Regions from separate parts of the Homo sapiens genome. Here region 2 is linked to region 1. A link is an interaction called in ENCODE POLR2A ChIA-PET data of the cell type or tissue named here. Cell type or tissue: PC-9. All regions are shown on one strand. Each heading gives the region's core, and the rest is flanking DNA. Links, peaks and the distances in the headings are about the cores only.

What was found. Peaks named below come from ENCODE experiments on the same cell type or tissue, not always from the same donor. Only the 100,000 strongest peaks of a DNase experiment are listed, where the experiment ranks them.
Region 2: POLR2A ChIA-PET joins it to region 1 with 14 read pairs; 2 of 35 experiments call an interaction of 5 or more read pairs at or near these places.

What each region holds. Positions count from the first base shown.
Region 1 is chr16:419,410-422,309 of GRCh38, reverse strand. No RefSeq gene overlaps it. Among named protein-coding and RNA genes, the nearest start is that of RAB11FIP3, 4.8 kb to the left of the region's middle. In PC-9, for the core only: no CTCF peak of the experiment used is centred there; no DNase peak of the experiment used is centred there.
Region 2 is chr16:557,661-560,560 of GRCh38, reverse strand. PRR35 (proline rich 35) reads right to left here and starts at 167. Exons shown (of 3, transcript NM_145270.3): 1 at 1-167. RefSeq lists an enhancer at 1-43. In PC-9, for the core only: no CTCF peak of the experiment used is centred there; no DNase peak of the experiment used is centred there.

The DNA.
Region 1 (2,900 bases), core at 281-2,780:
CACTACACTCCAGCCTGGGCAACAGAGCGAGACTATCTCAAAAAAAAAAAAAAGGCGGGCGTAATGGCTCACGCCTGTAATCCCAACACTTTAGGAGGCCAAGGCGGGTGGATAACCTGAGGTCAGGAGTTCGAGACTAGCCTGGCCAACATGGTAAAACCCTGTCTCTACTAAAAATACAAAAACTAGCTGAGCGTGGTGGCGTGTCCTGTAATCCCAGCTACCTGGGAGGCTGAGGCAGGAGAATACTTGAACCCGGGAGGTGGAGGTTGCAGTGAGCCAAGATCCCACCATTGCACTCCAGCCTGGGCAACAAGAGGGAAACTCCATCTCAAGGAAAACAATAAAATAAAAATAAGGCTGGGCACGGTGCCTCACGCCTGTAATCCCAGCACTCTGGGAGACCGATGCGGGTGGATTACCTGAGGTCAGGAGTTCAAGACCAGGCTTGCCATGGTGAAACCCCATCTCTACTAAAAATACAAAAAATTAGCCAGGCATGGTGGTGCATGCCTGTAATCCCAGCTACTTGGGAGGCTGAGGCAGGAGAATCACTAGAACCTGGGAGGCGGAGGTTGCAGTGAATCGAGATTGTGCCATGGCACTCCAGCCTGGGCAGCAAGAGTGAAACTCCGTCTCAAAAAAAGAAAAAAGAAAAAAAAAGACTGTCTCTTCTAATAAGGGCACTGTTCCCATCGTGAGGGCCCCACCTTGCTGACCGTATCTAACCCTAATTATTATTATTATTATTTTTTTTTGAGACGGAGTCTTGCTCTGTCGTCCAGGCTGAAGTGCAATGGCGCCATCTCAGCTCACTGCAATCTCTGCCTCCCGGATTCATGCCATTCTCCTGCCTCAGCCTCCCCAGTAGCTGGGACCACAGGCACCCGCCACCATGCCTGGCTAATTGTTTTGTATTTTTACTAGAGCCGGGGTTTCACCGTGTTAACCAGGATGGTCTCGATCTCCTGAGCTCATGATCCACCCGCCTCGGCATCCCAAAGTGCTGGGATTACAGGCGTGAGCCACCGCGCCCGGCCCTAACCCTAAGTTATACCTCCCAAAGACCTCATCTCCAAATACCATCCCGTTGGCGTTAGGACTCCAATATATAAATTTTGGGGTAGCAACTGGGAAGAGAGAGTTAGAATGGATTTAATGGACAAAATATTCATTTCTAGAATACACAAAAGAATTTCTCAAAAAACAGTAAACGAACAGCAACCCGATAGAAAAACGAGGAAAGAATATGAATAAGCAGCTCCAGAAGAGGAAATTCAGGTGGCCGGTAAACACATGAAAAAGATGCTCATCTTCACTGGTCACCAGGAAAATGTGTGAGTGTAGCCCTTGACACCAATCAGAGTAAGTCTGGGGACACCAGGGAGTGGGGATTTGGCACCAGTCGTGCAGCTGAAGGTCGGAATACTCCAGTGTGGGATCCGCCTTCCAGTACCTGCCGGAGAAACTGCACATGTCCGCAGGGAGATGGAAAGACCTTGTTTCCTTCGGGGATTTGTACTTCTCTGGAAGAAGAGCCGAACGGCTTCAGTGGAGCCTGTTGTCTGTTGTGAAGTGTAGCAGTTTAAGTGAGTGCACCACATCTGCACAATTGATAGTACATGCTATGTAATACCATTTTTCATTTATTTTTTTAGACAGAATTCTGTTCTTGTTGCCCAGGCCGGAGTGCAGTGGCACGGTCTCAGCTCACGGCAGCCTCCATCTCCTGGGTTCAAGCGATTCTCCTGCCTCAGCCTCCCGAGTAGCTGGGATTACAGGTGCCCGCCACCACACCCAGCTAATTTTTGTATTTTTCGTAGAGACGGGGTTGCACCATCTCGGCCAGGCTGATCTGGAACTCCTGACCTCAGGTGATCTGCCCGCCTTGGCTTCCCAAAGTGCTAGGATTACAGGCGTGAGCCAACGTGCCTAGCCAATTTTTGTTAAGTTTAAAAACACATGATCAATGACCTATCTTGTTTTCAAATGCTTTCGTTTGTAGTAAAAAATACCTAAACATACTTGAGAATTACATTGAGGCCGTGTGCGGTGGCTCACACCTGTAATCCCAACTTTGGGAGGCCAATGGGGTGGATCACTTGAGGTCAGGAGTTCAAGACCAGCCTGGCCAAAATACTGAAACCTGTCTCTACAAAAATACAAAAAATTAGCCAGGCATGGTGGCGCATGCCTGTAATCCCAGCTACTGGGGAGGCTGAGGCAGGAGAATTGCTAGAACCCCGGAGACGGAGGTTGCAGTGAGCTGAGATCACACCATTGCACTCCAGCCTGGGTAACAGAGCGAGACTCTGTCTCAAAAAAAAAAAAAAAAAGAAAGAAAGAAAAAAGAATTATATTCAAGAGGACAGACAGAAGAGAAAGGGTGAAGTACAACTTTGACTATATCTATAACATTCATTTCCACTGGGCACAGTGGGTCATGCCTGTAATCCCAGCACTTTGGGAGGCTGAGGCAGGAGGATCACTTAAGCCCAGGAGTTCAAAAAACAAACAAAAAAACATTAGCCAGGTGTGGTGGTGCACACCTGTAGTCCCGGCTACTCAAGAGACTGAGGTGGGAGGAGCTCTTAAGACCCAGAGGTTTTTCTGGATTCCACATATAAATGAGACCATGAAGTCTTCTTTCTCTGACTGGCTTATTTCACTTAGCATAATGCTGGAGTCCAGTAATTTGAAGCTGTAGTGAGCTGTGATTGTGCCTGTGAATAGCCCTGCACTCCAGCCTGGGCAACGGGGCAAAACTCCCTCTCTAAAGTAAGAAAACGTTTAAAAACTTAGCATAGGCCGGGTGCGGTGGCTCACGCCTGTAATCCCAGCACTTTGGGAGGCCAAGGTGGGTGGATCACGAGGTCAGGAGATCAAGACCAGCCTGGCCA
Region 2 (2,900 bases), core at 310-2,809, 140 kb before region 1:
GCGGACGCGCTGGGGCTCTGGGGGTGGGATGCGGCTCCCGTGGGGGAAACTGAGGCCCGGCGCCGGGAGCCGGACCTCCCGGGTCCGCGGTCCCTCGAGCGGCAGCGACTCCCGCAGCCTCCGCCGCCGCCCGCGTCCCCCCGACGCCGCTCGCACCTCCCGAAGTTGGCGGCAGAGGCGGGCGCGCGTGCGCCTGGGCTCCGGGCTCCGGGGGGCGCTGCGACCTCCGACCGCGCTCGCGGCGGGAGGGAAGGAGCAGCCCCCGGCCCGAACCCCGCGCCCCCGCCGCCCGCGCGCCCCCCGCCGCCCCCTGGCGCGCACTCACCGGCCTCGTGCGCCGGGACCGGCTCAGCTCTCGGGGCGCGCGGTGGAGCGGCCGGGAACCCGGGAGGCAGCGGACGGAGAGCGGACTGCGGCGCAGGTGTGCGGCCGAGTCAGGGGCGCCCGGCGCCTCCCGCCCCCGTTGCCCGCAGGCTGCCGCGGGGGTGCACAGAGGCCGCCAGGTCTCCCGGGTCCCCGCCGCGGCGTGATGGGTGTCAGCGGCGCGGGGCGCGGGAGAGGGGCCGTCAGCGCTTATCCATCAGGGCTCTGGCCCCTGACAGCCGCCGGCCCACCCGAGCCAGGGCCCCTGGGGGCTGTCCTGGGGGACAGGGGTGCCGCGGACTGAGCCAGCGGAGCCGGGCTCCCTTCCTTGCCCTCCCTGGGCGAGCCCTGCCCTCCGTTCTCTTTTCCTCTAAACCGGAGGCTGCCCGGACCGGCCCCTCGCACCCCGCCCTGCCGGCTGACCGCCTCCACCTGGGGCTGGTCTCCAGCACCCTCCCCCTTCCTGGATGCGGACCCCTCCAGCCCTCACTCCCGGCTCCTGTGGGAGGTGCCTCAGCGCTGCCCCACGAGGCCACGCACTTCCCTGCTGTTTGAAAGACCCCCTCCCCACGGGAGTCCCCTCCTGAGAGGACCTGGGGCGGTGGAGGAGAGAAGCAGGGCCAGGGCTGCTCCCAGCCCCACCTCCCGGGCTGCACCAAGTTCCAAGCAGCTCCCTGAGCTGCCAGAACGTAAAGGCCTGGAGCCCCACTGCTCAGCTGGGGCCTAGGGGAGGTTCGCCTGACCGGCCTGCTCCCTCCCGGACACAGGCATGGCTGGGGCAGAGCCCCTGACTTCGCTCAGGGGAGACGTCCTAAACCCGACACTTGCGGTAGGCGGGCGTCTCGGGGTCTCCAGCCAGAGGGGAGTGTGCTACTCCCTGCTGACTCTGAAACAGCACAGGGAGCCCGGCCCACATAGCTCCCCAGGACCTGGGGCTCTCTGCAGGCTCAGCCGCAGGCTCCCGGGCTGTCCCCAGCTCAGGTCGGGGTCAGGGGTGCCTTGGGGAAGAAGGGAGGACCCCACGGGGCTTCTGGGTGTCACCCCTCGAATGGGGCAGAGAAGAGAGCTCAGCAGCATCTCCGTGGCCCCGGTCCGGCTGCTGGCAGAGCCCCCTGGTAGAGCACACCCAGGGTCCATGAGGAACAGCCCCTGGTTCTGGGGTGGGCGTGGGGCTCTGTCTCCCTCCTGCCTCCATGCCACCTTCCCTGACACAGCCGCACACGCCCGTCTGAGGGAAGTCCCTGGGGCGGGGCAGGGGACTGGGAGGGGTGCTGTGGATGGCAGAGCATGCCAGCCTTCTCTCTGCCCACCTGGCCTGGCCCAGCTGACCAGCTGACCGTGCAGGCAGCTCCGGGCCGGGAGACAGCTTGGGCTGCCGTCACGCCAGCAGCCCCGTGGAGAGCGGGGGCCAGGAGGCCGGCTGCTTCTGTACATAGACTCTACTCTGGACGTGTTCAGCTGAGCACTGCCCCGGGAGACTAGGGTCCAAGGTCACCCTGACACCAGTAGTCCCTCAGTGGCCAGCCCGAGACTGACCCCTTTGAAGGTCTGGAAGAGGCCACAGCTGACAGCACAGGAGACCAACTGGCTGGAGGCTCTGGCCATTGTCCAGGGGAGGAAAGTAGGGAGCAGGGAGGCCTGGTCTTGGAGCACCTAGATGTCAGCATACAGGAAATAAAGCCCAGTGAAGCTCAGGGGACCAAGGAGCCCCAGAGGGGGAACAAGGCCGTGTCTAGCGCTGAGCAGGCTGAAGGAGCACCTCCACCCCTCACCACCGATGGGCCTTTGCAGAAGTTTGCATGAGAAGAGAAGAGGGGCAGCCTCGAGAGGGGCCCCGGGGCACAACTTGGACGTGTTTCTGGCCTCCCGGAAGGACTCTGGCAGGGAGGATGAGGGGGCCCTGCACCTGCTGGTGGGGGTCCTGAGATTCAGCCGTGCACGAGGTGGGGGGTGAGGAGCATGTGAGGCCAGTACACTGGGTGCCCAGATGACTGTTCCCATCACAAACAGCCAGGCGAGGCCGGGATATCAGTGCCAGCACCCCGCAACCACAGGGCCCCCTGGGCACGTCAGCTTCCTCACTGTGGCCATGACCCACCTGCTTGGTCCCAGCTCTTGCACACTGGGCTGACTTTGGGTTTGGAGAGGTGGCTTCTGCTTCCTGAGGCAGTGACTGGGACTCTGTTTTGGCACCTGTGCCCCCACCCCCCCAACTTTCTGGCCCATGGCCCCCATCTGCAGAATGGGCAGTGGGGTGCTCAGTGTCCGGGCACTTCTGCTCTGGTCCTAGTGGGTGCCCTGATGTCTCCTTAGCCAGTCCCAGTGCAGGGTGGGATGGGGACCCCATGGCCCCTCCTTCTGCCTCCAGCCAGAAGCTCATTTTTGGCCATTAACCTCTTCTGCCCGGTCTGCCCACGGCTGCCCGCCTGTCACCTCCATTAACAATGGGACTCTGTGCCGGGGGCTCACGGGCAGGACGGAGAGCTGGGCTCAGAGAAGGCAGCGGAGGCAGCGCTCGGCATGGCCAGTGCCCGGGG